2 separate regions of the Homo sapiens genome follow, and region 2 is linked to region 1. The links are chromatin loops, found by intact Hi-C in ENCODE. Cell type or tissue: heart right ventricle. All regions are shown on one strand. Links, peaks and the distances in the headings refer to the core of each region. The heading gives the core; the rest is flanking DNA. Region 1 overlaps MAGI2 (membrane associated guanylate kinase, WW and PDZ domain containing 2). Region 2 overlaps MAGI2 (membrane associated guanylate kinase, WW and PDZ domain containing 2).

Evidence for each region. Hi-C counts contacts between places; a loop is a spot of excess contacts. Peaks named below come from ENCODE experiments on the same cell type or tissue, not always from the same donor. Only the 100,000 strongest peaks of a DNase experiment are listed, where the experiment ranks them.
Region 2: a loop joins it to region 1, with 4 times the contacts of the local background. A loop is called at or near these places in 2 of 110 quality-filtered maps.

Annotation. Positions count from the first base shown.
Region 1 is chr7:78,166,092-78,182,678 of GRCh38, reverse strand. MAGI2 (membrane associated guanylate kinase, WW and PDZ domain containing 2) reads left to right here. Exons shown (of 22, transcript NM_012301.4): 14 at 4,577-4,668; 15 at 14,571-14,763. Among named protein-coding and RNA genes, the nearest start is that of DDX3ILA1, 180 kb to the right of the region's middle. In heart right ventricle, for the core only: no CTCF peak of the experiment used is centred there; a DNase peak (open chromatin) is centred at 7,162.
Region 2 is chr7:78,102,362-78,118,948 of GRCh38, reverse strand. The region is part of intron 20 of MAGI2 (membrane associated guanylate kinase, WW and PDZ domain containing 2); the gene reads left to right. Among named protein-coding and RNA genes, the nearest start is that of DDX3ILA1, 120 kb to the right of the region's middle. In heart right ventricle, for the core only: no CTCF peak of the experiment used is centred there; no DNase peak of the experiment used is centred there.

The DNA.
Region 1 (16,587 bases), core at 3,268-11,267:
GGCCATTTAATTTGGTCACTAGCATGCATAGTGACCTTAAAGAGTGCAGTAGTGCTAAGAGAGAGCATAAACCAGACTGGCAGGAATGAATCAGAGGTAGAATGAAGGCTCCCCTAGAGACTACTTTTCCTAGAAAGAGATGGAAGGAAGGAGCAAAGTCATATTTAGGATGGAAAAATCTGAGCTCATGTGAAGGCTGAGGAGAGAACCAAATAGAAACTGGGAGATGGCTTCTACTATGGCTAACACGTGCTTGGTCACATTCACATACCCACAGGGATAAAGCAAACAACTAAAGAGAAGGGATATTTTAAAGGATGGAGTATTAGCTACTTACTAGGTAATGTTAGATTTGAGCAACAGAAACTATATAATTCCTGTTTAACTCTTTCTATATCTGGAGTGCATAGAAATCCAGAAGTCAAGACCATGTTTAATAACCTTTTTTGATTCCTGATATCTTCCTCATGCTAACTTTCCTAGATCTCTTTACAAGGAAAAGCCCAAAAAGTGATGCTCTTTCCAGCAGGAAAAATTGAATAAATGTATCCTCTGTGCCAAACTGTGATGATAAGCCATGGTACTTATGTTTTAATTAAAACATGAAAGGGGATTCAAGTACCAAATTTTAATTGACATGTTTACAGCAGCATCCCATATGCCAAATTAATTCATAAAAATGTTGTTCTTTGCATTTCTGAAGATTGAATCCATTCATAAAATTAATCAGTTGTGTTCAGTTACCCAGCCTTTTCCCTAACTGTGCACAGAGCTACTTCTTTCAAAAGCAAGACTAAGGAAACATACAGCATGTGAAGCCCCTAGAGTCTTCATGTGAAGTAGGAATCAACTTTTGAAATCTGCTTTTCTTTATTATGAGAGAGGTTGTCCTGATACCTGGATGTGCTCACCATTTGCTACTTTTTAAAGTTCGTTTTTGCAATATTGGTGTGAGCCCAGAATAAATTAAGACTTCTAAATTTCATTTCAGTAACTTGCCACAGTGGTCATGTAAAATTCCATCTAGGAAGAGGATCATGAGATGCTTTGTTCCATAATGCCTGAGGATCCGAGGACCCAACTTCTAAGAAGCAACACTAGCCACAGCTGGCCACTGAACACTAATATCCAAAGAATGCTTTGTGTCCTCTTAGTCCATTTCTTTACAACCACTGCCTCCTCTTGAGCTGCATTAAGCGACACCTGAGAGTGTCTCTGACAGTTCTGCAAAAAGTGCTGAGGAAAAAGAAGATTTTTTTAAAAAGAGCACAGAAAAAATAAAGAAGGGAACAGAAGAGTAAAAGGATGGGGCACAGTTAAACAACATGCAAAGCAACTCAGGTCCAAATAGGTGTCTACCAGACACCCTCATCTAACAACCTCCCTGGTGCATAGTTTCTTGAAACAAGAGAAAGGAATAGTGATTGTTAACTCTGTTGCAGTGAGGTAAAGAGATGGCCCTTGGATTTCTTCACTTTAAGTTCTTGCATTAATAAGGAAAGAGACAAAACCTGATACAGTAATTGAAACATGTCGTCGGGCCAGAAGAGCAACTAGGGGAAAGTCAGAAACATCACAATCTGCGAAGAGAGCTAACAAAGCAGGAAGGAAAAAGAATGATGTCTCCCAGCTTTGTACATATAATTTTAGTTATTTTGTAAAGCCAGACTCCAAGGAAAAAAAGAAACCAAAGAAAAATTATCTTCCTAAAATGTTCTTATTTTCCCTAAAAAAAAAAAAAAAAAAAAAAAAAATACTGCTGCCTCAAGGCACAATCTATCATATGAACTTTTTTTCCAGTTGACTATTTCTGTAAAATAGTCCAGACCCTGCAGCCTCTGAATCTGTGTTCAAAATTAACAAAGAAATAAAAAATAAATCACATCTACCAGCATTCTTCTCTAAGGGGTCTCTCTTTGCCTCTGTTTCCTGCTCATGAACCATGAAGCTGGCCACCCCTGCTGGGAAGAATGGAAGAGTGAAGATGAAATAAATGGCTGGCACATACCACCCTATGTTTGAAATCAGGGTGGGTCAGAGCAACAGGATCGGTATTGTCACCAAAATGTGCAAGAAGAGCAGGAAGAGGAGAAAAAATGCCTTATTCGTGTCTCTGTTCTTCAGAGTTCAATAAAATTTACTTGCTAAAATCTAGATTTTTCTCCTAAAAAGAAGTCATAAGTTATTCATTAAAGAAAAGCCCCTTAATTCCTCCAGGAATCACAGATTCTCTGACAAAAGACAAACTTCTTGTGCCTTGACACCTCTGAAAGTTCCATTCCTGAGATGGTCATAATTTCGGCATTTCTTTAGGGGAAAAGTTTTACGTAGCAAATAAGATGGATCACACAATAAAGGTCTTGTAAAGCTCCTTGTGCAATATGGATGGGTGCTGAAGTCACTGGAAGAACAAGTTCCCACTTAGCATATTCAGTGGTGATGCAAAAGTGAGAAGAATACAGGAGATGAAAAGTTCTAGTTAAACATATGCTGGCTCTATCATTTTAAGTGTCACAAATACAGCACCTTCTATTTGTATTTTTAATGTGTATGTGGTCTAGAGTTCCTCCCAGCTTAAAGTGACTTACAGAAGAGATTGCCATGAGCAGTTGTATTATCCTCAACTTGTAGAAGTTTGAACAGTGATTGAGCAATATCTGTCATCTCCGATCTCCCCTTGTCTTTCTCCTTCTCTTGGGAGGAGTACAGATACCTGCTATGATTTTGTAGAGCTCTACTCCATCTGCCTCCAGACTCCCAAAGGCTTAGCACACACCCCAATATGTGATTTCATATATGATATACAGACTTCAGAAGAAACTGAGTTCAAAAGCCGGTTGTGTCTCATAGAATGTAAGGCAAAATTTTCATCTTTCCTCTGCCACCACCTCTATTTAATAGGAATGGAATTTTTTAAGTTCTCCCATCTTTAAAATATGACTGATTATATAATTTCTAAAGGATGTGGAGGTCTAACTGGTTATTCTTCTTGCAGAGTTTAATATTATTCATTGAATGGAAAAGGTCTTGGTCATGTGTGCATTTGGTCATAAAAGGGTATGAATGCTCATTGAATCTTGTACAATGCATATAAACATATGTACTTAAGCGCCTGATTCATCTTTATTTAAAAGAGCACCAGATAAATAATCGGCATTTGCCCACGTCTCAGAAGTGAATGATGCCTTTCATATATCCCTGGGAATAGCCCAGGTTGTTGGGCACCAAGGCAAGCCTGTATAATTGTGCTTTGTACACTGTATCACTCCAGCAGTCCCACCTACTGCAGAGCCTGGAAAATATTTGCCTGGCCAGCATTCAATGAGCCTCTCTCTACAACGAGTGCTACTGTATAATCATGTGGCTCAGACATAGATTTTTGTCCCATGAGAATTCTCTGAAATCTCGTCTTAATTTCTACAACTATCCTGTTTAAGCAAGGGGAATTTTACTTAATACCTGCTTCTATCAGTTCTAATACCTCCTTTAAACCATTCAGGTCCAGAAACCACTAAACATTTCTTAAGCAAGAGACAGCATAATAAATAGTTCTTTAAATTGCTGATCATCTGCTGGCACCCCAGCAGTGGACATGAAAGTATGCGCAGCTTGGTCACAACTGAAGTATTTCCCCCTGAGGAAGGTGCCAAGGGGCAAGGGGACAGGCTAAGCATAAATCAGATTCTACTTAAAAAGTCAAAACTTTTTATATTTAATAGTTTTAGTTTCTTCTAAGGCTGAAAAAATGACATTCAGGAGAGTTTTTCATCTTATTTTGAAATACAACTGTGTTCTTTCAGCTGACTTCAGAAAAGTATCTTCTATTTATTTTGAGTACTCTCATGAAGTCAAAAGTCAATCTATGGCTTGCACATTCTAAAATGTTTCGGTGATAAAAGTCCACCTTAGACCCAGATGAATTTCTACCTGTAAGTTATAAAAACCCTAAAGGAGTTTGTCAGAAAATAAATGCTTCTTGAACCTCAATACAAGAAAGTTTAAATTCTATATCTTCTAATTTTTGCAATTTTAAAAGAGACAACTTCTATTGGGCATACGTTTATACCCTACACACACACACACACACACACACACACTCCTAAACTGGATGCATCATGTCATAAACAGATATTAATAAATTACCAGGCAGTGCTTTACTGGACAGTTCCAGGGTTTTGCCATCTGTTCTCTCTTACTTGCGCAATAATTGTTCTAATCAGAGTAAACATCCTCAAAGTGACAGTCTAGCTTCTTGAGGGCAATCTGAATGCTCTCAGGAAAATCAAGAATTATAAAGGCATCAATTTTTTTACTCAGAAAATTCATGTACTCTTTCTGCTTCTGGTAATACCTCAGTAGTGCCCTCGGCTAGTCACTATTATTCCAGGGACAACCTACATTTGGAACACCTACTTTTTTGCTGCCATATTTTTTGTATCCTCTATGGTTTCCATTGACCCTAACAGCACTCTCATTAATCGCATCCACAAAATTAATTTATCATTGGTATGTTCAGTTCCTCAGGGGCTGGGAAAGAGGCAGGATTCATTACTCAATGGGATCTCCTTTATGCCAGGTCCAGATTATAAGGAATTGGATGTTCATCTTCGGAGGATGGAGTCTGGATTTGGCTTCAGAATCCTCGGGGGAGATGAGCCTGGACAGCCTGTAAGTTGAATCTTCTTTATTTCCATGCTTGGGGCTGTATTGTATGAGTAAACACCAGGGAAAATAGTGTTTAGTGTGATATCTAAAAGGAAATGTTTTAGGACTCTCATAAAGAAGTTTAAGCTTTGGATTTTTTTTTTCCTTGCTGTTTTCTTTAAAAAGATCTCACGACATGCAGTTATCTCCACGACAAATATCTCTTTAGAAATCACATTCAATAGGGACATTGCTCTTTTTTTAGAATCGATTGAATTCCTCTTGAGTATTTTCGTTATCTAATTGCACTGAACCCCTGGTATCTTTGGGTAACAGTTTATGAGTAGAGGTAACACCCACCTGGGAACAGCAGAATTATGTATGTTTTTAACCAAAACAGCAAAGGAGATAAAACACAGGGATAAACAGAAATAAAATCAAGCTCAGCACTGCAGAATCTCAGCCAGATTTGAATTAAGGGATTACCAGAAGGTGTTCATAAAGTCAACTGCAGTTGGCCTAATATATATTGGGAAATCTAGAAGGGCTTTGTAGAACACTTTGTGTGTGTGTATGTGTGTGTGTGTCTGTGTGTGTGTGTGTGTGTGTGTGTGTGCGCGTATTCACAGTGAAACATAAAATACTAGTAGTCACTAATACACAGAAAACACAGCAAGGCTAGATTTATGAGCATATGTTAAAATATAAGCTATAAAACACTCATTGTAAAAGATGTGTCTTAAATGGTACCCAATGTGACTAAGTTAGGTCCACGAAAGTTTTGAATAAGTGAAGGGCCTGAGCAGTGCAGTCAGCTATCTACATCCCATCCGGCTCTGGCACCTGAACTCCATCCTAGCTCATGTAAGGGAGTTAAATCTTAAGCCTCAGCTTTCTCATCTACAAGATGGGGATAACAATAGTGCTCTATTGTAGAGTAGATTTGAGGATTAAAGGAGATAATATATATATATATAAAGGTCTTGGCATTATGTCTGGATCACATTAAGTGCTGAATAAATGTTTATCATTATCAATTTTGTTTCTCTTGTTACTAGATTCTCCCAGGAAATATACTATATATGTGTGTGTGTGTGTGTGTGTGTGTGTGTGTGTGTGTGTGTGTCTATATATGGTTTTTAAATATACTATATGTACTACAAATATTATATATATGTGGTTTTCCTGAGACAGAGTCTTGTCCTGTCACCCAGGCTGGAGTGCAGTAGTGTGATCACAGCTCACTGCAGTCTCAACTTCCTGGACTCAATCAATCCTCCTGCCTCAGTCTCCTGAGTAGCTGGGACTACAGGCATGTGCCACCATGCCTGGCCCCAGAAAATAAAATTTAAAATAAAAATAAAACCTGGGCAGAAATCTTCAGGAGAAAAAAGTTAATCTAATAAATGAGAGGAATCTGAAACGGTTAAAACTGTCTCAGAGTAAAGTAGATTGCCTGGGTGAAGAGTGGGCTCCTTCCCACAAGAGGTATTCAAGCAACCAATGGGAACCTGGCAGGAACCCCGAGGCGCTTCCTCTGCCCTGCGGGAGGAGTTGAACTAGATGATTGATGAGGTCCCTTTCTACAGAAAACCCCAGGAAGCTGAGCTTATACTCCAAGGATGAGGGCTCTCCAGGAAAAAAAGACTTATTTCCGAATTCCTGGGGATGAAATTTGGCAACAGTCAACCAGAACGTCACTAACTTCCCAGCTGCCAAAGAAGACATGAAGGTGCTTTTGCCAAGGAGGATTGGCCAGATTTTTCTTGGTGCTTTGAGAGGAGGGAAAATGCTGAGGTAAAATACAGGGCTCAAGTAACTTCAGACTTAAATTTATTCAGAGACTAAATTAAGAATCTCATGTCACAAGGAAAAGGAACTCTTGGCTGTGTTTTACTCCCATTCACAGCTTTGTTTACTCTCCCCCATCTCCGATTCTGAGATTACCAGGGATCCTAGGTGACCGAGTCAGCCCTCCAGCCTCCCTGCCCTCTATAACTTACCTTGTTTTATAATAGAGAGAACTGAAAACATTCTCAAGTCCCTTCATATCTGTAAGCATTTAACGCACTGATTTATGCTACAGAACCTCCTGACCTCCGCAGGATATTTATACAGCTTGGCTTCCTTCAGGATTGTTCATGTGTCTGCCGATTTTGTTTTAATCAGCAGGATTTTAAATTTCTCCTAAGCAAGGACTTTGTCTTACCCTTTTTTTCCAACATGAGTACTCCATAATTGAAAAACGTGTCATTATCCAGAGTGAGCCAAACTCGAGGTTAAGGTCACAGTCTTCAGACTGCCACCTCTGCCCAAGACTCCTGGCGTCTGCTGAAATAAGTTTGCCAAATGTCAGAGTCTAAGGGAACAGTCTCCACAGACCACCCCAACTTTAAACACTAGCTCTGAATCTGGGGGCCCCACCATGTAGTAGGTTCGCCGTGCACTGGTTGCCAACTTATCTGTGTCTGTTGAGACAGAACACCCACCCACACACCAGGCTACGTGAAGTGGATTTATCACTTACAGGGAGGCAGCAAGTGACAGTAGAAGCCAAGGATTCATGAAGAGCAAGTTCCCCAAGGCTCAGGAAAGCTGCCTAGGACAGATGGAGTCTCCACTCACACTTGCACCTCAGCTGAGGGGCCCCAAAAAGCAGCCTACTGTGGGTTTTCTACCCTGGAGAAGTATGTCACACTGGACTCAAGCACTGAAGGACATCCTGTTTCTAGGGGGGACTGGAACAAAACACAGGCTGTTCCAGCTAGCCCCTCTTTATCTCAAGATGTTGTGTTCCTAGCACCTTCTATAGTTATTCTTGACAACTACAAGAGAAGAAGGGGAAAAAATTGGGTGAGTCCAAGGCCACCCAGAGAACTGTCCTGTGCTCACAGCTTTCCTCAGGTCCAATAATTCACTAGAACAACTCAGAACTCAAGAAAGTGCTGTACTTATGATTATGGTTTGATTGTAGTGAAAGGATAAAAATTAGAACCATCCAAAAGAAGAGATGCACAGGATAAAGTCTGGAAGGGTTCCAAATGTGACACTTCCATCACCCTTAAGGACTTGTTACCCTCCAGCATTCATGCAGAGAGGATTGCCAGCCAGGGATGCTCACCCAAGCTTTGGTGTCCAGGGTTTTTATCCCAGTGTTTTGTTACATGGGCATGATTGATTGAACCATTGCCCACAAGGATGACCTCAATCTTCAGCCCCCTTTCTTCCTCAGAGGCCAGGCTGATATCATGTGGCTCAAAGACACAACCCTCTAATTACAATGCTGGTCTTTCGGGTATGGTCAGCCCCTACCCTAAGATTATTGGTGAGGCTGGCCCCATCCTGGGTCATCTCCTTAGCATAAACCATCAGGTATGGTCAAAGGGGCTCACCATGAATGACAAAGACACTCCTAATTCCAAGGGTTAACCTTTCAGAAACCAGGGAGAATGGCCAGACTTCACTTTGGGCTGAGACCAAATTATTTATGGCAAAGCCATGTGCTTAAAAGATATCAAATGAATGAAACAAAATGAAACCATGCTCAAAATAAAATACAACTTTAAGGCAATTTTTGTATCACTTCTGTGGGACACTGAGCACTTGCTGAAACAATTACAGGGCATTTAAGGGTAAACCCATCTAGAATCCATTGCACTTATACTAACATAATACTTCAAACTTACCAACCTAAGGGGTTTCCACCAGAAAGATGAGCTCTCTGTTTGTTCCGGAATACACTGACTCATGTGCTCTTTTTTCCCCCTTTTACTAATCTCTGAGCTCCTCGAAGGCAAGGACTGTAATTTAATGGTGTTTATGTGTTCCAAGCCTAGCCTGGTACAGTAAATATTTATTAAATGGAATTGAAGACTGTATTTTTTCCACCAAGTCAAAACTGTCACCTGAGCTTCTCAGAACAAGTAAGGATCTGGAGTTTATATTTTCTGAGGCCTCTAAGTTCTACAGGCTCTGTAGAATTAAAGTGGCCTAGTCCCAGAAACAGAGATAGCGTCCTGGCGGCCCTATAGCATGTTTTTTTTAGTTCCCCCAGTATTTTACAATTGTTGAGCGCCGATTAATTTCATCTTTTGAAAAACGGATTTTCATCTTCTCTTGAAAATTAAATTTAGCAACATTGAGCTTGCCTTTCTCCATGACAACAACTGGCTGGAACTAAGCAATGGCCCCTTTTAGACTGAGCCTGGCTGCAGTTCCCAAAACTCCTGTATGCCTGTGCTACTCTTTAAAGCTACTGTCTTTGAGATTCCCATCCCAGTACCCAACCCAGAGGACTGAATTAAAAGACATTGGAAAGATGAATATTTTATGCCAATTGAGCCTTCAACCAGGGCCAGATAATTACAAAACCTAACCTAAGCACGGAAAAGATTATCAGGTCCTTTCTCCCATTAAGAAATACAAATAACATTAAACTATAAAATAAATATTAGGCAAAGCAACAAAGTTTCTAATTCTTTCTATGATACTTACTTTAATAGAGTCTTTACAAAATGAAATTCTGAATTTATTGGACCCCTTGGCTCATGCTTTGTCTGCTTTGGGGGGAAGCCAGCACCCCATTCTGTAGATATTATCTTCAACCGCTCCCCTCCTCCTCCAAAAGCAGAAGGGATTGCATGACTGAGTCACAGGGAGGGAATAGTCTTGGCTGGCTCAAGAGGAGAGTGGCCTTGCTGGACTTTGCCTGGTGCAGAAGCAATAGAATTGTTACCAGAATGGAAGATGTCCTGTACGAAATGAAGCTCAGATGCGTGAATGCAGCCATGATCACCACCCAGCCTCAGGACATCTTTCTGCCTGGTTTGTACACAAGTTCCCAGGTTCCTATCACTTCTGAATATTGGCTTTGCATTCCTGAATCCTTTCTCCCCTCCAGTGGGCAGTCATCAAGTATTTATGATAAGCCTCCTCAGATTACATGGATTGCTGGTTATCCTGTTGTGTTTACTTAGATTTATTCCGGTTTATTCCTTCATTTGAATGATTTAAGACATATTCATGCTGCAAGTTAACAATTTTGACATTTAAGCCATAAAGTAGCAGCCTAAGTCTCTCCAAAACAACCAAAGCCAAAAAATTAGTCCTGAAAACCAGAATATTGAATCTCAGAATGACCCCGTCTGGGAGAGTGAAACTGTAAAGATCTCCCATAAGCCTTTCCTTCCAGCTTTTCCACATTCTAAGTCCAGAGATAACAAACAAAATGTGCTAGCCTCATTTAGTTGCTGGTGAGCTACAAAGGGAGAGGCATGTAAGGTGATTTGGTCCCAACTAAAGGAGGTCTCATAAAGTACATCAAATGGGTTTCTGCCTCTGTATATACGAAATGGTATTGACATCCCAGGGTGCACATTAAACACAACAGCACGGCTTTCAGCAAATAATGAACAGCAGGACTCCTGCTCAGACAAAGCATACGGGCATTTTTCCTGCAAGAGGAAATACTTTTCACAGTTAAATAACAATAGAAATAGAAAGAAGTGAAAAGTTGCCAGAAAGGAACAAAAATGGGATTTCCAGCTGTGAGCTGAGGAGATGGAAAGGCATCAAGAGGGAGAGATCTGGAAAACACTGCATGGGAGAAAAGCCATTCAAAGACAGACGATGACAGACCTAGTCTTTGGCACAGGAGTGTGGTGCACACTGGTTGGAGGAGTTTCAGAAGGAAAGAGCCTGAAATCTGCTCGCCATAGTGGCAAGTTGTCCCAGGCTACAGATACTACAGAGCAGATACTACTGGGCTTAGGCTAACATCGGGCAGTGCAGGAAAGAATGAAAGCGATCAAAAGGCCTGGAAAGGTGGTTTTGGGTTTGTGTGTGTCTTACTTGTTGGTTTTTTTTCTTTTTAGTGTGAGTTTTTCCCCTGACTTACTGGCACCGCAGCCACTTGAATGTGAATTGCTGTTATTTCACATCAAATGTTCTGTTTTGTTCTGTGCCCTCACAGCGAGAGATAAAGTAGAATTGTTTTGTTTCTTTGGGGTTTTAGAGAAGGCAATTGAAAAGATAGGGCCACAGATCAGTTGTTCATGGAGAAGTTCTTTCTTGCTCTGTTTTGCCACAAAGCTCTCCCTTCAGGGCCAAAACAATGGGGATAGGGAAAAAAAAACAAACAAACAAACAAAAAAACCCTCCTCCAAGGGGGCAGAGAAGAGAAAACTGAATAGTGGAACTGAAGGGTCAGCTGAGGCTGAAGAGTCCCCCTGGGCTAGAGGGAGGTAATGAATGGGGCAAGGCTAGAGTTGGCTGGAAGGTTCACTGGCCAGTGGGCCAGGGGTCAGCAAGACTAAAAGGGTGTGACCTGGTAAGTAAGGGATCCTGATCCCAGGACCAGTGGTAACGGGAATAGGTGTCTTAGCAGAACTACAAAGCAGCTACTGTGATGGGTCAGGGAGCTCAGGTCTTGTGCTCAGCCAACTTGGGACGTGATCAGTGAGACCACAGATCCTGTGGCTATTGGGAAGTGAGAAGAATCAGAGCCTTGCTATCAAAGGGTGATTGATCTGAGGACCAGCAGCATTCAACTCCTGGGAGCTTGTTAAACCTGCAGAATCTCAGGCCCCTCCCAGGCCTGCAGCATCAGACTCTCATGGGGTGGGTCCAGAACTGTTTTAATAAGCTCACCCGGTGATTCCTATGCATCCAAAAGTTTGAGAACTACTGACTTAAAGGGTCAGATATCCTGAAGCATGTTCGCAAAAGCTTAAGCAACATGAGAATGTATGCATTGGGAAACCAATATGAGTTACAGTGCAAGATACAATCATAGATTATCCAGTCCCTACGGTGGCAAAGGGGAAATAATAGAATGTGTCAAGGGTACAAATCATATTGGAAGTAAATGAAAAAAGTTGTTTTTTTCTCAGAATAGAGAGATATATCGAGCTATCTCTGTGTCAGCAGTGAAATATAATGCACAAAGGTGCCAAATGCCAAAGGCTAAGGAGCACAGCGGCAGGAGAGCTGGAAGCAGTGACGGTGCAAGTGGTCAGCCTCTGCCCAGCAAAGGCTGCAGCTCCTGATGGATGGAGCAAATGTAACTGTACAATACCGCTAATGGGCAAGCAGCACTAGCAACCACACGGCACACCATGCTCAGCTCAATTCAACTTTATTTAACAGTATGGCAACCTTTTTTTGAAACACAGCTAAGGACACATTATATAATGTAACTATATAATAATATATACATATAATAATTATGTAATACTATATAATTTATACTTGTGTTATAGTGAATATGCTATTTATTAGATATTCAATTGAAGGGGTAATTGAATATACTGCCTATTTAGAAATAAATATATAAGAGGCCTACTCTAACCAACTCTAGCACTACCTTGACCACATGACTGACACCAATCTCCACCACCGTATTTCTTCCATAGTACATCCTTTCTGGCATCCTATATAATTTACACATTTATTATATTTATGATTGTCTGACCACTAGAATGGAAGCTCTATAGGGTAGTGATTTTTGTTTATTGTTCACTGATGAATTTCCAGCACCTAAAAGTATCCTGGGCTCAATGAATATTTGTTGAATAAATGAATTAATGAGGGGAGTACTTCATATCACAGCAATATGGTAGAAAAGCAGATCTTTTACTGGGCTCTGTTTTTCAATACATGATATTAAACTGCTGGCACACACTGTAATGTTGAGAGTATCTGTAAATGTTGCTGTATATCTTGCTGTTCTCCTACAGCAAGAGAGGAATTTTCTGATGTGAAATTTCATCTTTACTATTTTTGTATAGGGCCCAGTAGCAGCTATGGCTCTCTCAGTTGTAACCACTATTTTGTGTTTTACTTTCATCAGTTAGAATCAGAGCTATACCTTAAAATTGATTATTAACCAGCCAAGAAGTTCACAAGCCATTTTCTTTCTCTATTACTAGCTGTAAAGTCTCTCACTAAAGTGTATCGGAAAGCTAAAGGTTGAAGCATTTTCTTAAGGCCAAACCAACTAAACGCACCTTTTCATGGGACAGTGGAGAAACATTTGTTTTAACTGGCTTTTGCACAAAGCACTTACCAAATCTTTGAAGTGCTCCATAGTGGGTTGAGCCTTTTGAAGAATAGATTGGAACATCTTTATAAAGAAACTCATAAATTCAGGTTGGCATGACAAGAAGGGAAAGTGGAGAATATCAGAGCATACCCAACTTCTGGACTGTAGTGAATGGTTACAGTGAGTTGCAGGGAAAGAACTGCACTGTGCAGCCAGTCTAAGGCAGGAGATGTCAGGCCTGTCCTGTGACAGCAATCATGAATCATTTGTCAGAACACTTAATATTCCACACAGAAGCAAATCTATTTCTCACCCTACCTCACTCCCCAGGAATAAGGGGAAAGCAGAAGTAGTGTGGGAAATTTTCATTCCTATGTAGAAAGAGAGCTATTCCATGGACTAAGTCTGTGATGCCCTTCAGACTATAACTTTGCACATACCTGAGAAGTCCTGGGTGTTCAGATCTGGCTATCATGTTAACAGGCCACACTGAGCAGTGAGACTAAGTACAAAGGCAAGCCCGAAGGTCATGATGGAGCAACTCTGCAAATTAGCTGGAATTCACAGATAGGGGATTTGAAAGAAATTATTATGCCTGAAGGAAATCAATCTGGAAGCAAGGGATTTAAAATGAAACATAGCCTCTGTAGTATCATCAGGCTAATGGTAACCACTGCCATCAGCTGCTGTGTGGCTAAGCCACTGGCAAAAGAAAAGGGGGACCTATTGGTCATGAGTTTGAAAAATTGTTTATAGGTTAAACAGCAAAATTAAAATATGTAATACTATTTTCTTTCCTCTGAGAAAGAAAAAAGCCCTGCTAATGCACACTAAACTGAGTGCCTCTAATGGGACATGGGAAAACTTATGTGTTGCCTTTCATCACAGTCCCTGGTTCAGGGAATTATAAAAATAACCACATTTCCTAGACGGGTACCTTCTCACTTCCTGGCACAGTAGCCACCCAAACAGCAGAAGCACTTCAGGGAACAGGCAGAACTGGGAATGTCCTTTGCGTAGAGGACAGTGCTCTGAGGAAGTATTCAAAAGAATAGAACAAAAATCTGGAGAAGGTTTGAGATTTTTTTGAGTAAGTCAACTGGCCAGAAAAAGCCAACTATGAGTTTGCTTTGTTTTGTTTTGTTTTCTCCTTACCCTCCAGCTTTTCAAAGCAAAGAAAAAGAAAACTTTCAATCTTTGTCAGAATTTAAAAATGTGCAACAGCTAGTTTCCCCTTGAGTCTTTTTGATCCCTCGTTAAGTGCCGTGAAAAAAGTTAAATGCTTCACATGAGTTATTTCATCCAATTCTCCCAATAACTCCATGAAGTAGGTCTGATTATTATTTTTCTTATTTTGCAAGTGAAGAAACTGAGGCTCACAGAGTTTAAGAAGCTTTACCCAAGACCACACAAATTGTGAAACGGAGCCAGAATTCAATCCTCACCTTGTTTCAGCCAATTAGCATCAGATTATTTGGGATTAGAATTTTCCTTAAGGGTATTCGTCATTTATGATGAGCCAGAAAGCAGGTGTCCCCAAAACTTCATGGCAGTCTGCAGCATGTTCAAAATATTTATCTCTAGCACTAAACAACTTAAAAGAGTTGAAAGGGCATCTTTCCAACATCTCATTTTTTACTTTACAAGTGCATGCTCAGATTTGAGGGCAAGAGATGGAATGTGAGAATCAAATCTTCCACAAGTTATATAACTGTATATAAAAAGGAAAAAGATGGCGTGAACCTGGGAGGCAGAGCTTGCAGTGAGCTGAGACTGGGCCACTGTACTTCAGCTTGGGCAACGAAGCGAGACTCTGTTTCGAAAAAAAAAAAAAAGGAAAAAGGATTGAAATGTGAATGTCCTTTCCTTCTCACTGCTTCTCTAGATTTTGATTGGAGCTGTCATTGCCATGGGCTCAGCCGACAGAGATGGCCGCCTTCACCCAGGAGATGAGCTTGTGTATGTTGATGGGATTCCAGTAGCCGGCAAAACCCACCGCTATGTCATCGACCTCATGCACCACGCAGCCCGCAATGGGCAGGTCAACCTCACTGTGAGAAGAAAGGTGCTATGTGGAGGTATGTACCTGGAGCCTGCTGCAGGAATCGAGGGTTAGGTGGTAAGATGCTTTTGTGAGACATGGTAAGGCCACATGAAACAAAATTTTAAATCCATTTCTACATTATATGAGGAAGGAAACAACCTAGATATTCCAAAAGTAATGATGATTTTGAAAGTGCTGATTTTCACCCCACTGGACAAAAATCCAGTCTTTGAGGCCTGCATTTTAAATGTATTCATTAAAAATTTCTAGAATAGCCTGGGGCTAATTTAAGGTATGTATGCTCTCTGCTTTCTGGTAGTTTCTAGTTCTAAGAAGAACATGATAGTCATGGAAAATATGCCATTTGAAAATGTGTTTGCAAACCAAGAGCCACAGCATTTTGATGCCATAATGAGGCAACCAGGATGGAAAATTAGCTTTCATTGTACAGCCTGATAAAAGGTAACAATAAAGCTGTTGCTCCTGATATAGAAAAAATACAGCTGTACCTCGCTCCAAGAAAACACAGTTCATATAGTTCCAAATTTATGTAACAGATAAATTGGAAATAATCATTCCCTTTACAACCATTTTCTCAGCTTCATAAAGGAATCCACCAAAGACATACTTTTCAAAGTCAGCCTTTGTATTTATAATATGATTCCACTTATCTCTCTTTACCATATCAACCCTATAAAAAATTATTTATATTTTTAAGGAATATGTCAGTTACAAGCATCACAGTTTTTTTAGAATCTGAGCATTCAATAACATTGGGATTGTATTACCTCCCCTCAGAACCACCCAGCCTTTGTTCTGTGAATCACAGGGGCAGCAGCTCCAATAATGCTCATCTGTCACCTTCTGCCCCAGCGGCCCGCTGGCTTCTCTGCTTGACCCCTTGATAGCCCTCATACAGAATCATCAATACTAGAAGTAGGAAGGACCTTAGCTATATGAGCTTCATCTTGTTACAGATGAAGAAACTGACGCCCAGAGGTTTGGTAGCTTGCCCAGCAGTCCACAGTGAGTCTGTGACAATGCAGAGAGGGACTCTTCTCTCTAAGGCCAGTGCTTATTTCTTTATGTTACTTTGTCCCCTACCCCATTCAACCACAATCCTCTCCCCTAGAGAATTAGAAGATGTTAGGCCAGAACTTAGCAAATGTCACTCCCTAATACAGGGAGTCTTCCCATATGTGCTGTTATACCAGTTGCATTCTAGAAGAGGACCACAGGCTAATGACAGGCTGTGAATGACTAGTAGAGAGGATAAGGCTTATTCATGTGACGAAAAATCCTTTTCTTTCTAAGTCCCCCTAGAAACTAGACCATGAGCAAGGGCGGTCATTTAAAAGGGCAAGTCAAAAGAATTGTTAGCCCTCACCAGTAGAGACTGCTATATATCTTGTATCTTATAGAGGTTTTGCTAAGAGGTGCCATTTGTCTTCAGAAATTCATGGCATGTCACTTGACCCAAAGAAGTAAAGCATCTTAAATTATGCCTTATCCTTGGGCTAGATGCCAGGAGGAAGACAGTGCTTGCTTGGTTAACATTTAACTGTCTCTCTCCCCGCAGAGTAATTTTTAATAAAAAGTTTGCTGTGCTGTATGTTCTATAACCTAAAGATAAATTAAAAAGATACCTGATTTACAAGGAAATATACCACAAAGTGCAAAACCAATGCACCAACATAATTTCATGCTCCCCTTGTCACCAGCTGATTATTGCAAATTAAATTTTCTTTTAATCAACCCGAGCTGTTGAAGTGTGTACCAAATGCTGCAAAAATGTATTCCTGCAATTTGTGGATCATGTGACTTCCGTAAAGATGCTCTTTGCTGCAGCTCTTACCAA
Region 2 (16,587 bases), core at 708-8,707, 61 kb after region 1:
ATGCACTACTGATTTTGGCAATTATGAATAGAGCTGCTATCAATATTTGTGTGCAGATTTTTGTGTGGACATAAGTTTCCAAGTTCTTTGAGTAAAAACCAAGGAATGCAATTGCTGGATCATATGATACAAGTATGTTGAGTTTTGTAAGAAACAACCAGCAGTCTTCCAAATTGGCTATACCATTTTACATTCCCACCAGTGACGATTGAGAGTTTCTGTTTCTCCATATCCTCATCAGCATTTGGTTCCGTCATTGTTATGGATTTGGGCCATTCTGATAGGCATGCAGTGGTATCTCATTGTTGTTTTAATTTACATTTCCTCGATGGCATATGATGTGGAGCATCTTTTCATATGCTAATCTGCCATATGTATATCTTCTTTGGTGAGGTATCTGTTAAGGTGTTTGGCCCACTTTTTATCAGGTTATTTTTCTTTTTATTGTTGAGTTTTAAGAGTTCTTTGTACATTTTGGATAACAGTCCTTTATCAGATACATCTTTCATAAATATTTTCTCCCAGTCTGTGGCTTGTCCTTTTATTCTCTTGACAGTGTCTTTTGCAGAGCAGAAATTTTTAATTTTAATGAAATCCAGCTTCCTAATTATTTCTTTCATAGATTATGCCTTTTGTGTCATATCTAAAAAGTCATTGCCAAATCCAAGGTCTTATAGATTTTCTGCTATGTTATCTTATAGGAGTTTCATAGTTTTGCATTTTACATTTAGATCGGGATCCATTTTGAGTTAATTTTTGTGAAAGGTGTTTTGGTCTGTGTCTCGACTCATTTTTTTTGCATGTGGATGTCCAGTTGTTCCAGTACCATTTGTTGAGATAACTATTTTTTCTTCATTGCATTGCCTTTGCTCCTTTGTCAAAGATTAGTTGACTATATTTATGCAGGTCTATTTCTGTCTATTCTGTTCCATTGATCTATTCGTCTATTCTTTCACCAATACCACACTGTCCTGATTACTGTGGCTTTATAGTAAGTCTTGAAGGTAAGTAGTGTCAGTCTTCCAACTTTATTCTTCTCCTGGCTATAGTATTTTTAATGTCATTTTAAAATTAACTGTTAACCAGTGAAGAGAAAGGCAACTGAATTTTGTATATTGATCAATTATATCAGGCAAAATTCACTGAACTCTCTTATTACTTCAAATAATTTATCTGTACCTACCTCTGGATTTTCTGCATAAAAATCACATTTTCTCTAATTAGAGTTTTGAGGTTTTTTTCCCTTTAAGTCCTTTTATTTCTTTTTTTTAAATTTCATTGGCTTGGCTTACTGTATGATGCTGAATAGAAGTGGTCAAAGCAGGCACTTTTGTTTATTTCTAATCTTAAAGAGAATGCTTTTTAAAATTTCATTAAACATGATGTTTAATAGGTTTTTATAGATAACCTTCAACAGATTAAAGATGTTTTCTTCTATTACTAGTTTGCTAGGAGAGTTTATTATGAGTAGATGTTGAATTTTGTCTACTTTTTCTGCATCCATAGACAATACCATCTGATCTTTTTCTTTTATATGGTAATTAATATGATTAATCATATTAAAGGATTTTTATGGTTCAATTACTCTTGAGTTCCTGGGATGAGCCCTATTTATTCATGATGTATCATTTTTATGCATTGATCAATTCAATTTTCTGTTATTTCCTTTAAGATTTTTATATCTATGTTATTGAGTAAGATTGGCCTATAATTTTCTTGTAGTATCTTGGAAAGATTTTGATATTAATGTTACCCTAACCTTATAAAATGAGAAATAGAATAATCCTTTTTGTTGCTGTTGTTTACAGTTGTTGTCTGGGAAAGTTTATGTATGTTTTGAATTATCCTTGAATGTTTGGTGGAAGACACCTGCAAACTCATCCAGATCTAGTATGTTTTCTTCATGTGAAAGTTTTAGTTCACTAATTATGTTTCTAAATAATTATCTTCAGATTTTCTATTGCTTTTTAAGTCTATTCTGATAAACTGCTTTTCTTCCTAATAATTTACCTATTTCATCTTAGTTTTCAAACTTTTTATATCATTTTTATTTTTATCTTATTTCATTTTTGAGACAGGATCTTTCTTTGTCACTCAGGCTGGAGTGCAGTGGTACAAACATGGCTCACTGCAGCATCAACCTCCTGAGCTCAAGTAATCCTCCCACCTCAGCCTCCCAAGTAGCAAGGACCACAGGTGTGCACCACCACACCTGGCTGATTTGTTTCTTTCATGTAGAGATGGCTCTCACCACGTTGCCTAGGCTGGTCTCAAACTTCTGGGCTCAAGCAATACTACTGCTTCAGCCTCCCAAAGTGCTAGGATTACAGATGGGAGACATCACACCTCACCTGCCTGCTATTTTTAATGTTTGGGGTATTTGTATTTGTGTCTGTTTCATTTGACTACTGTTCTGGTATTCCATTTTTCTTTATTAATCATGCCAAAGATTGTTCAATTTTCTTTTATTCTTTTCAGAGAGTCAGCTTACATATTTGTCTTCTTGCTTATTCATTTCTGTTTTTATACTTAATATTTCATTCCATCCATTCTTTCTGGGTTTACTCTGTTGTTCTTCTTTTTTTTTTTTCCTAAGTTGGATGCTTAGAGTAGTAGTTCTTAGGCTTTCTTCATTTCTATTAAAATACAAATTTAAGGCTGTAGATTTAATATGTAGTATGTTCATTAAGTTCCAAATACATTCTAATTTCCACTGTGATTTCTTCTTTGACTCATGAATTATTTAGAAGGTGTTTTTGTTTTTTTATTTCTGACTGTATGGGGATTTTCTAGTTAGTTTTCTACTCTTAATTTGTCTTCAGAGAAAATACTCCACAAGATTTCAGTCTTTCAATTTTGTTGCAACTTGCTACAAACTTGGCCTAACATGTTGCATTTTTTATATATGATCCATGTGTGCTTGGAAAGAATGTGCATTCTGCAATTGTTGAGTGCTGTGTTGTATAGATTTGTTCATTGGATAAGGTTTGGTTATTGAACTATTCAGCTATTTTATAGTCTTACTAATTTTTATCTATTTGATCTATTAAATACTGGGGTAGGTTCTTAAAAATCTTTGCTAATGGTTTTGCAAATTTTTCTTTGAAAAGCAGTTGACTTTTTTTGATGGAAATGGGGCCTCACAATGTTGCCCAGGCTGGTCTTAAACTCCTAAGCTCAAGCAATCCTCCTGCCTCAGCCTCCCAAAGTGCTGGGATTACAGGCATCAGCCAACACACCCAGCCTGAAGAGCTATCAACTTTTACTTTGTATGCTTTGAGGACATGTTTTTTGGTACTCAGGTTATTTCTTTTATTTTCCAGGTGAATCAATCCTTCTCATTATGTAGTGACCTACTGTATCTCTGTCAATGCTTTTTGCTTTAAAGTTGGTCTGATATTATTATAAGCATGCTAGTTTTCTTTGGTATGTCTCTTTTATCCTTTTGCTTTTAACCGTTCTGTGTCTTTATACTGTATGTGTTTCTCTGGCCTATTAACCTGGATTTTTTATATTTTAACAATATATTTCACCATGGTCATTTCAGTCAATTTACATTAATTTTATTTACTTATACTTGTATTTAATTCTATCATTTTTGTTCTTTTCCTATTAGTTTCACTTATTCTATCTTACCCTTTTTATTTTTTCAACTCTCTTTTGAATTGTTCTTTGGGGTTCCGGTTCATGCAAGGATCTCCTATTAGACTTTCCATTTGTAGCCCCTAAGCTGATTTTCTATCATTATTGCCTAGTCATCAAAATGGAAACTCAAGGTTCCCAGGAATCAGCAGTTATTTTCTGGCTACAAGCTGCCTTTTGTACTTGTTTACCTTCCAGGAGTCTTATTCTCACTTTGCTTTTGGCATCAGATGATTCTTTACTTTCTTCCCTATTCAGCAATGGTAAGGTTAGGGAATCTAATCCACCATATTGCCATAAACAGCAGTTAGTAACATTTACCTTTAACGACCAAGTTACAGTAGCTGCAACCACTTCCAGCTTTAGAGCTGGCAGTTGCCCCCTCTCACAGTGTGTCCACAGAGGAACCCCAGAGGGTGCCTCCCGTGTGCCCGCCGCATTCATTCTGTAGCATACGTCCTTATCTTCCTCTCCAGCTCCAGTCCCCACTTGTGTGAGTCCCATGTCCACAAAGTCACTAATGAGTTCTTGCCACTGCCACACAGTCCTGCCTGAGAACACACTCCACAGTCAAGGGGCTGGTACTGTGATCCCTAGGGCTCCCTCATGCACTCCTGGGTCCCGGGCACAGAGAAGCATGGTCCCCTCCACCCTGCCACACACTGTCACCTCAGCACTGCAGAATCCCATTTTATCTTCCTCAGGACCCAGGTGGCTTGTCTGGGCCATAAATGTGCAGGCCTGCCTGGCTGGAGGCTTTGCCTGGACTGGGGAGGAGCTTCTTCATAGCTTGCTCATATCCTGCCACTGGGATTGAATGGCATGGCATACAGTCTGGAAATAATATGCCCCTGAGTTCAGAGAAACAAAGCATTGAGGCTGATTCCCTTAACAAAGACTGTCACGTGGGCACAGAATTTCCCAGTGGGAAAAAGTTGGGTAAAACAGTGTTATATACCCATTGGTGAGTTTATCTGTTTGAGGACTCCAGTCATTGGTGCATGATTTACATCTACTTCATTTATTTCAATCACCTAAGATACTTTCACTGATCAGCTCTCTTAAGCTCACTCTATTTCTTCCTTGCCCTGAAGACTTGCTTAGAGGAAAATTCTTACCTGTCATAGTGACTTTCTTGTCCATTTGTTTTCCTCCCTTGTAAGGAAATAACGAGCTAGTAAAAAGAGCAGGAGCCTGACAGACATATTCAAATACTGGCTCAACAACTCACTGGCTGTCTAGCTCTGACCTGAACAAGTTACCCTGTCAGGGGCTCACAGCTGCTCTATAGCTTTGATCAAATACCAGGTCCTCCTGAGCAGCAGGATCAGTTGAGTCAACTCTAGCAATTAGTGGAATGATAGCTTGTCCTCATATCCTGAAAGTAATTTCACAGAGAGTCAATTTTACTGATCTAATCAATGGGAATAATATTTCCAGGAAGGGTAAAGTGCCTAGTTCAATATTTCTGAAATTTCTTCTATTCTTCTACTCTCTTGTTCTCCCCAAGGCCTGTACTGTTATTTATTAAAATACAGGCATGCATCTCTTGATGACAGGGATACATTCTGAGAAATGCATTATTAAGTGATTTTGTCATGCAACTATCAAAGAAGTACACTTACAAAAACCTAGATACTATAGCCTCCTACACACCAGGTTACAGCTCCTACCCACCAACCTATAGCTCCTAGGCTACAAACCTGGACAGCATGTTATTGTACTGAATACTGTAGGCAATTTTAACACAGTAGTATTTGTATATCTTAACATATCTAAACATAGAAAGGGTAGAGTAAAAATATCATATTAAAATATTATGGGACTACCATCACATATGCAGTCCACTGTTGATCAAAACATCATTATGTGGTGCACGACTGTACTCACTACTCAGCACAGAGGTACGGAGAGCATCTTTTAAGTAAGTATGTATGTCAAGAGGCTACAAAAGCTTTCAAATACAAATCAACTTGTATTTTCCTCCCCTCAGCCTGCTAGATAAGATGGTTCCTTTTCAAAACACTCATCTGATCTATCTGCTTACTGTTTAAAACCCTTCCATGGCACCCCATGGTCTTTCAGATTAAAGATCAGACCCTCATCACAAGGCTGCCAGGCCCTGCGTGTTCTATCCCCAGTCCCCCTCCCTGCGTGTTCTATCCCCAGTCCCCCTCCCAGCTCATCTCACACAGCTCCTCCATCCCTTGCTCTGTTATCCCACCAACCAGTCTCTCTCCCCATGCTTCTTCCTGCCCATGGGGCTTTTGCACATGTTGCTCCCTCTTCCCAAAAGGCTCTTCCCCCACCCGTTCCCCTGGGTAAGTCCTCCTCATCCTTCACATCCCACTTCAAGCATCACTTCCTCAGAGAAGACTTCCCCGTGCTTTCCAGTTGGGTCTCATCCACCTGTCATTGGCTGTCCCAGAAACAGGCACATCTTCTTCATAGCATTTGTCGCAGTGATAATTTTACATATTTGTGTCTGATCACTTTATGAAGTCTGTCTTTCCAGAGCATAAGCTCTGCAAGAGCAGGAATCATGTTGCTCTGGGCTGCCCACTATACCCCAGGGCCCAGGGCTGTGTACCTGGGGCACTCAGTAAATATTGACTGCTGAATGCATACGTGAACAGAAGCTGTCAAAGTACAGAACACTGCAGTTGTGTTTTCCAACTCTGCACATTCACTAGCTGTGCTTTTCAAGTCCATGGCCACAAAGATACCTGATGAACCAGGACATGGGATTGCGCAGGTAACTGACTATATGAATATATGTGGCAATTCAGTCTAACTCGCAGTCAGCTTTTTTTATAACGTGCCTCACTGTAAATACATCGTCCCTGTTCAGATATGCCTAACTAAGATTTTGCAGAATCAGTGAGGTTGTATATGCAAAACCCTATTGTGCCTAGCATTAAGAAATGCCTTTAATCTTAAACTAGGTGACATTCCAAGACTTGTTTCCCTTATATGTAAACTATCTCTCACCAAACGTGGATGACAAGGAAAGAATGGAAATAAAGTAAAATAAGGTCAAACAGTAAATAATAAAGAACTTCAAAAGCACTGGGTATGCAAAACATGACAGAATAAAAGTTACAAAACAGGTGTGCTGGAGGCTAGTAGAAAAGGTACACAGGAAAGCAGTGCAATCTGAATGATGTGAAAGCCAGAGCTTAGCAGAATATACCAACCCCACAGAGCTAAGCCCCTCCAGGTCAATGCAGACAAATGACCTAAGGAAGTTGATGAAATCAAAAGCATGAGAGAAGAGAGATAACAAGTACATAAGAGGGAAATAAAGCAGCCTGTCTAGAGAAATAAAGCAATTGTATGGGCTCAGGTAGATCATTTCGAGGGCCCTGCATTGCAAAGATCGTCCACCCAATGTTTTATCACGTCTGGGTGCTGAAATTCAGCCAACCCTGAAAGCTCTTCTCTGCATACAGCGTGCCTCTTTACAAGCCATCCCAAAGACCATTTCGTCCAGATGCCTGGTTGTCTCTCAGCCATCACTCTTAATCATCCTTCAGATTGTCTGCAAATATGAGTTCTTTTCCCTTTATTGTCTGGCCCTGCTCCATGCCTTTTACGAAGGAAAAGAAAAGCCTCTCACAGAGATCAAATCCATTACCTTTTTCTTTTCAGAGTCTGACCTATGAGCACTGTGTTAAATGAGTTACACGAGCTGCTTGCAGCAATGAGGGAGAGCGTGGTGTTGATTAGAGAAGAGAGCCATGGGGAGCTCCATTGTCAATTATTCAGGGGCTCATTACCTCACATGAGGAGGACTCCATTTCTTTGCTCTGTTTCTTCTTCTAGTAGATGCCCAACTTTGAACCATTTCAAAAGCATCTTCCCATGAGGGCTAGTTAAAGGTTTGGTAAGGAATCAAAGGGCTGAGATTGCATCTTGGCATGGAAAGACATAGAAAGGAATTGAATACATTAGAAGTGTGAGGAGAGTCTTTGATTTTAATTATTCATGGTGGGGGCCGGTGCCTATGGAAAAGAACGAGAAAGTTTACAAACCACTGCTGTGATCTGAAAAAATACACTTTACTTGCCTCTTCAGTGAGGAGAAGGGTTGTATCATTTTCTCTTTTAAGCTTAACCGTAATTTTTCTGTCTTTGCCTGAGAATAAATTACAATTTCTTCCCTCTTCATTTTTACAAAGCAGTGTTTACGCAAATTTGCTCTCTGCTTGAGATTCTTTGTCATTCCATCTCTCCCCCAGACCTAAAGCTTCTGGCAGATGAGCAGGGGAGTCACTCAGTTTGCCCAGTTACCTTCTACTTTCCATTTTCATCAGAAAATGGATATGAAATGCACCTTGATCATGATTCACACAGGATTTGGTTTGCATGGCAGAGCGACTCAGAAGCTATGGAGAGCTGGGTACTGTATTCTTAAATGTGAATCTCAGGCCATTCACGTTTCTTCTTTGGGGTGCCCAGAAGTGTTCTCCTGATTGGCAGTCACCATTGTCAGACCCTGTCCCCTTCTTTCTTTGTGGCTGCTTCCTAGCTCTGGCTGTGTTGAACTCAGAGATGGCATTGCTCCTGCCTGTGGAACATTGCTGCTTCCTTCTCCAGGTTGAAAAGATCTGACTCCTGCATGGTTCAACTTGACAAAATATTTCTTTTTTAATAAATACAAGTAGAGCCCATACAAAGGGAGAATTAAGTACTTCTCCATATGGGGATCACCCCTGCTGGGTCCCGTAATAAAACAGCACAATTCCCAAGGCAGGCTTATGTCTCATTATTTGGTCAAGCATGGTGCGGGGAAGAGGTAGGGACTGACATTCCTCATAAATGCCTAGCCTGAATTTCCAACTGCCTATTGGATGTTCAGCGCATTCATTTTTCATCTCAGACCAGTCACGAGTTGTTGTTATGCCATCTTAATGCCATCTTAGTGTCCCATGTCTTTGTGTAATTATCTGCCTGAAGGATGCATATACCCCTGGTCTTTAGGATGGTATCAGCTGAATTAGTCTCTTGTGGAAGAAAAAGACTCCTCAACCTAGTAGCATGACTGTGCTTGTGTATGAGACCTTGGGAGAAGAATGAAAGCCCAGAAAGGGAAGTTAAGGGCAGATGTAAGTAAGCAAAAAGACAAATTAATGAATATTGGAAAGAGGTTGTTTTCAAATACTGCCTCCCTTGCTTTAGAAAGGGAACAGCCAGGAAAACTGGAAAATGTACTTCTATCAGGGAATTAGGAATTGGAGAACAGGGAATTGGGGGCAAGCTCCCGAGTCAGTGCTCACAATTAACTACTTAACTAGGGGGCGTGCTCAGGCCTGAGCAGGGGCTGGCCTGAAATAAGCCAGTACACCTTGCTTCAGTCTGTGTCTTTCTGGAAATGGGCACATACATTTAGGAAATATAAGTCAGGTCTCAAATTATGCATTCTTTCATTTCATTCCATTGCCACTGCCACAATACAGACCCTTGTCTTTGCTATCCTGAACTGTTCCAGTAGCTAGATGGGTCCCACTAGCCTCAAATTTCTCCTATTCATGCTTCCTACAACTACCAAAATTGTATTTCTAAATCACAGGTGTAATTAAATCACTTGTTTCCTCAAAAGTCTTCAACAGCCTGCCTTTGCTTGCAGGATAAGATCTAACTAGGTTCACAAGTTTTTTTGTTTTGTTTTGTTTTGAGACGGAGTCTTGCTATGTCTCCCAGGCTGGAGTGCAGTGTCGCCATCTCAGCTCACTGCAACCTCCACCTCCCGGGTTCAACTGATTCTCCTGCCTCAGCCTCCCAAGTAGTTGGGACTACAGGCACGTGCCACCACGCCCAGCTAATTTTGTGTATTTTTAGTAGAGACAGGGTTTCACCATTTTAGCCAGGATGGTCTCGATCTTCTGACCTCGTGATGCACCCACCTTGGCCTCCCAAAGTGCTGGGATTACAGGCGTGAGCCACAGGATTTTCTTTTTTTTTTCTTTTTTCTTTTTTTTTTTTTTTTTTTTTTTTTTTTTTTGAGACGGAGTCTTGCTCTGTCGCCCAGGCTGGACTGCAGTGGCTCGATGTCGGCTCACTGCAAGCTCCGCCTCCTGGGTTCGCGCCATTCTCCTGCCTCAGCCTCCCGAGTAGCTGGGACTACAGGCGCCCGCCACCACGCCCAGCTAATATTTTGTATTTTTAGTAGAGATGGGGTTTCGCTGTGTTAGCCAGGATGGTCTCAATCTCCTGACCTCGTGATCCGCCCGCCTCGGCCTCCCAAAGTGCTGGGATTACAGGCATGAGCCACCGCGCCCAGCCCGGATTTTCTTTAAAAGGCCTTCTACAGCCTAGTCCCATGCCATTTTCCATCCTTGTATGCTACTCTATTCCTCCAATTTATACCAACCATTGCTGTTTCCAGGACACACACGATGTATATATTGATAATATATCATGTTACATATATTGATATATATAGATATAGATATATTGATATCTTCCTCTAGGTTTGGGAAGTTCTCTGTTATTATCCTTTTGAGTATATATTGTGTATATACACACAAACACATATATACACACACTCACGTATATACACTCACATATGTGTGTGTATACACACACATATATACACTCACATATGTGTGTGTATACACTCACATATATGTGTGTATACACACACACACACACACACACACACATACAGAGAGAGAGAGAGAGAATGAGAGAGAGAGAGACCGACCCCAATATAACAGCAGGTGGAAATCTCAACACCCTGCTTTCAGCAATGGACAGATCATCCAGACAGAAAATCAAAAAAGAAACACTGAACTTAATCTGTACTATAGACCAAATGGACTTAACAGATATTTACAGAAGACTTCATCTGACAGCTGCAGAACACACATCCTTCTCTTCAGCACATGGATCATTTTCAAGAATAGACCATATGTTAGGCCACAAAACAAGTCTTAAAAAATTCAAACAAATTGAAATTGTATCAAGTATCTTCTCACACCACAGTAGAATAAAACTGGAAGTCAGTAACAAGAGGGACTTTGGAAACAATACAAATGCATGGAAATTAAACAATATGCTCCTGAATGACCAGTGGGTAAATACAAAAATTAATAAGAAAATTAAAAAATTTCTTGAAACAATAAAAATGGAAACACAGTATTCTAAAACCTATGAGATACAGCAAAAACAATATTAAGAGGAAAGTTTATAGCAATAAGTGCCTGCATCAAAAAAGTAGAAAAACTTCAAATAAACAACCTTACAAAGCATCTTAAAGAATTAGAAAAGCATGACAAAATCAAACCCAAAATTAGTAGAAGAAAGGAAATAATAAAGATCAGAGCAGAAATAAATAAAATTGAAACCAAAAAAGGATACAAAAGGTCAACAAAATGAAAGCTTGGTTTTTTGAAAAGATAAACAAAATCAATACTAAGAAAGAGGGAAGACCCAAATAAATAAAATCAGAGATGAAAAAGGAGACATGACTACTGATACCACGGAAATATAAAGGATTATTAGAGATTACTATGAATAGCTATATACTAATAAACTGGAAAACCAAGAAGAAATGGATAAATTCCTAGACATCCATAACCTACCCAGATTGAACCTTGAAGAAATCAAAATCCTGAATAGACCAGTAACAAATAATGAGATTGAGGCTGCTAAAAAGTTTCCATCTGAAAAAGAAACCAAGAAAGTAATCTCATTTACAAAAGCTTCAAATAAAATAAAATGCCTAGAAATAAACTTAACCAAAGAACTGAAAGATCTCTACAATGAAAACTATAAAACATAGATGAAAGAAATTGAAGAGGACACACACAGGAAATGTTTTATGTTCATAGATTGGAAGAATTAATATAGTTAAAATGTCCATACTACTCAAAGCAACCTACAGATTCAATGCAATCCCTATCAAAATACCAATGACATTCTTCAGAAAAATAGGGAAAAAATTCTATATTTATACTGAATCACAAAAGACCTAGAGTAGGCAAAAGCCATCCTGAACAAAAAGAATAAAACTACAGGGGTCACATTATTCAAATTATACTACAGAGCTATAGTAACCAAAACAGCATGGTACTGGCATAAAACTAGACACATAGACCAAAGGAACAGAATAGATAACCCAGAAATAAATCCAGATATCCACAGGGAATTCATTTCAAGAAAGGTGCCAAGAACATACATTGGGGAAAGGACAGTCTGTTCAAAAATGGTGCTGGGAAAACTGGATATCCATATGCAGAAGAATGAAACTAGACCCTTATCTTTTGCCATATACAAAAATCAAATCAACATTGACTAAAGACTTAAATTTAAGGCCTGAAACTATGAAACTACTAAAAGTAGTTGGGGAAACTCTACAAGACATTGGTCTGGGCAAAGATTTCTTGAGTAATACTTCAGAAGCACAGAAGACCAAAATAAATACAGACAAATGGGATCACATCCAGTTAAAAAGTTTCTGCACAAAAAGAAAACTATCAAGAGAGTGAAGAGACAACCCACAGAATGGGAGAAAATATCTACAAACTGTCTACCTGACAAGGGATTAATAACCAGAATGTATATGGAGCTCAAACAACTCAACAGGGGAAAGTAAAATAATCCTATTAAAAATGGGCAAAATATCTGAATAGACATTTCTAAAAATAAAATATATACAAATGGCAAACAGGTATATGAAAAAAATGCTCAACATCATTAATCATCAGAGAAATGCAAATCAAACCTACAATGAGATATCATCTCACCCCAGTTAAATGGCTTTTATCCAAAAGATAGGCAGTAACAAATGCTGGTAAGGATGGGGAGATAGGGGAACGCTTGTACACTGTTGGTGGGAATGTAAATTAGCATAACCACTGTGAATAACTGTGTGGAAGTTCCTCAAAAAACCCCCTAAAAGTAGAACTATATGATCCAGAAATCCTGCTGTTAGGTACTCAAAAGAAAGGAAATCAGTGTATTTTAAGAGATATGTGCACCCCCTTGTTTATTACAGTGGTATTCACAATAGCAAAGATTTGGCATCAACCTTAAGTGTCCGTCAATGGATGAATAAAAAAATGTGGTACATATACAGAATGGAATACTATTCAGCTACAGAAAAAGGAATAAAATCCTGTTGTTTGCAACATGAATGGAACTGGAGGAAATTATGTTACATGAAATAAGCCAGGTACAGAAAGACAAATTTCTCATGTTATTACTTATATGTAGGAGCTAAAAATTAAAACAATTGAACTCATGTAGACAGAGATTTGAATGATAATTACCGGAGACTGGGAAGTGAAGCAGGCAGAAGGGGGAAAAGTGGGGATGGTTAATGGGTACAAAAATACAGTTAGATAGAATGATGAAGATCTAGTATTTGATAGCACAACAGGGTGACTATAGTCAACAATAATTGATTGTAGTTTTAAAAATATAAGTAGAATTGAAATGTTTCTGATACAAAGAAATGATAAATTCTTGGAGTGATTGATACCCCAATTACTCTGATGTGATTATTACACATTGTATGCCTGTATCAAAACATCACATGTATCCCATAAATATATGCACCTATAATGTACCCATAACAAAAATAAAAAATAAAAAAAGGAAAATACAACAATAACAATAGAAAAGTGGCGAAGAGGCAACACGCATATCACAGAAGAGGAAAATGAATGATTCAAACATATGAAAAGATGTTCATTACTAACTAGAAAGAAAATTAAAACCATAATGATATACTATTATGTTTTTCATTTCCACCATAATAATAGAAATGTATATCAATTTTATATCAAATGATGACAAAGATATAAAGCAACAAGGACTCATATCCTGCACATAGAAATACACAATATGCTACAAACACTTTGGAAAATTTCCTTGCATTATTTTGCAAAGTTGAAGTTGCTCAGACCCCAGGACCTATCAAATCTGTTCTCAGGGATATACTTGAGAAAATCTTGCACATGTGTATCAGGAGACCTTTAGAAGAATGTCTGTAACAGCAATGTTTTCAACAGTAAAAAACTGGAAATGACCCTAATGACCATCAACAAGAAAATGGTTACTTAAGTTAGTATTTATATAACAGGAAACTATTCAGCAGTGAAAATGAATACACTATAGTAATATACGTTAACGCCAGTAAATTTCACAATGTTGAGCTAAAAAAATCAAGGGAATATAAACAATGTCTATAAAGTTTAAAAAATGTGAAGCTAAGCAATATATTATTGAGGGATATAGCCATATATTATAAACTATGAGGAAAAGCAAAGGAATGATAAACAGAATTCAGAAGAGTAACTTCTGGGAGATGAGGTGGGAGGGAGGAGACACATTGTTCTATTTGTTAAGGCGGTTAGTGATTGCATGGGCATTTATTTACTATTGTTGTTTAAGCTGTATATATATATTCTATAATCTCTTTTCTACTTTGATATATTTCATAATAAAGATATAGCAAACAGTGTGCTATTGGAGTGCTGATGAGGGAGCACTTCATCTGAAAGGAGGTGGGAGTGGGAGATGAGAGGCAGGGATCCGTGAAGGCTTCATGGTGTAGTCAGAACTGGTTCTTGAAACATGAGGAGGGTTTTAAGGATAGAAATGGACAGAGAGGAGCTTCCACTGGGAAGAACAGGATGAGGAAAGACTTAAAAGTGTGAAATGGCATTGTGTGTCCTGGAAACAGCAATGGTTGGTATAAATTGGAGGAATAGAGTAGCATACAAGGATGGAAAATGGCATGGGACTAGGCTGTAGAAGGCCTTTTAAAGAAAATCCGGGCTGGGCGCGGTGGCTCATGCCTGTAATCCCAGCACTTTGGGAGGCCGAGGCGGGCGGATGACGAGGTCAGGAGATTGAGACCATCCTGGCTAACACAGCGAAACCCCATCTCTACTAAAAATACAAAATATTAACTGGGCGTGGTGGCGGGCGCCTGTAGTCCCAGCTACTCGGGAGGCTGAGGCAGGAGAATGGCGCGAACCCAGGAGGCGGAGCTTGCAGTGAGCCGACATCGAGCCACTGCAGTCCAGCCTGGGTGACAGAGCGAGACTCCATCTTGTTGAACAGCCCCTCTCCCCATCCTGTCCTTTTCAGAAGTTCTCATGAGCTGCTCCCCTGCTCCATTCCTCACAAGCACAGCCAGGGAACAGGGCCCCTAGATATCAGGGGCATTAGTAATGGCCAGCCACTTTGTTTTGTTTTGGTCCCCAGTAATTACACCTCCCAGGAGTATTGTAGAAGCCCAAGAGAGGCCCCACCAGAGCAGAGCTGATCCCAGGCTGTGTTCAGGTAATCCACCGTAGCTCAGATATCACAAATCATGGAGAGGTATTTGTTGTGTTTTGGAGTGCCAGTTTTCTTACCTACACATTGCCAGTAAAATGAAAATTCGAGTGGATTCACTTTGCTTTTCAACTACTAGAGTGAGTTAAAATGGCACTAAATACAAGTATAAAGTTCTTTTCTGAATCATGCAAGCATGAAAGGGAAATATTTCAATTCATAGCCTCGATAAATTCATGTGCACTGTACTTTTTCCATGCTTTCAATTCTGAGCAATTGAACATGTATTTATTCATTACATACCAGAATAAACATTTCTAGAATATGCAGACAGACACTGTGAGGCACTGTGGGAGGCAGAGTAGTATACGGGAAAGAGCCTGGGTTTGGGCAGAGCCCAACTTCGTCACTTACTAGCCGGGTAACCTCAGCTTCCTCATCACAAAAGAAAGGTCAATGCATACCTACCTTGCAGAGTTTTTGTAATAATTAAACAAGGTAATTAATATAAGTGCCTAACACTACCTCATGTGTTCTAGGGCATTAATAAATTGTTGCAAGTATGATGATGATGAAAAAGAGAGGGAAGTGTCGGAAGGATCATTAATTATGATAAAATGACTCAATCCCTACTCTTTGGAAATATATACTTCATGTCTGTATAGATCAATAACTCAGAAACAAGGCTGACTACAAATGAGAACTATAATTATCACAACCATATTTTCAAAACCAAAAATTAAAATGTGATCTGAGAAGTAAATGAATGTAAGAGCATATTGGGATCTAATATCAAAAATTGGGATTGTCCCAGAATATCTAAGGTATGCAATCCCTATAGCTGTAACAGAAGCACTGATCATCTGCAGTGGGAAAGATCAATTTTGTCTTGAGGAGATTCCCTAAAAGAGGTGAAGTTTAAATGGGATTTTAATGGGACTTCAACAGGTAGATATGAGGAAAGAGAGGAGGAATTCCAGATAGAAGAAGGAGTCTCATAGAACAGGACAGAAGACATGGCCCTATCCCCCAAGTGCCTTTTTATCATATGGAAAAGATTATAGATAATCCTCAGGACTCCAGAGAATCCCCCCGGGTAGGTATGGAAGCAGGAAAATAAGACGGAAGTAAAATCAGCAGAACGCTGCGTACCACCTCACACCCGCAACCCTGTTTCAGACAAAGCAGTTCTGCTCTTATGTATTATCTATTGCCTTTCTCAAGTAAAATTTCATTTATAAAAGACTTTCCACTGCTTAATGAAAAGTAAAAAGTAATATTGTTAGGTAGTGTGCTTAGCCTTGCCTTGTTTTCTGTAACTAATCTATGTAGCCCTTTTGGTGAGCCTAAGATGACTTTTGCTTTGGTTACTTATCTTGCAAAATTGTGTGAGTCCTACCGGAGACAGAAGCCAACAGTGCTGTGGGATGTCACTTGGGTCTGGGACTGTCTTTTTGTGGGGGAAAGGGGGAAGTTTAAGATAATTTTCTTTTTTAAATGTTTTCCAGCTTTATTGAAGTATGACTGACAAATAGAACATCATATGTATTTAAGGGGTACATTATGATATTTTGACGTAAGTGTGCCTTGGGCATGATTTCCACAATCAAACTAATTCACATACCCATCATCCAACAGTTACCATTAATTTTTT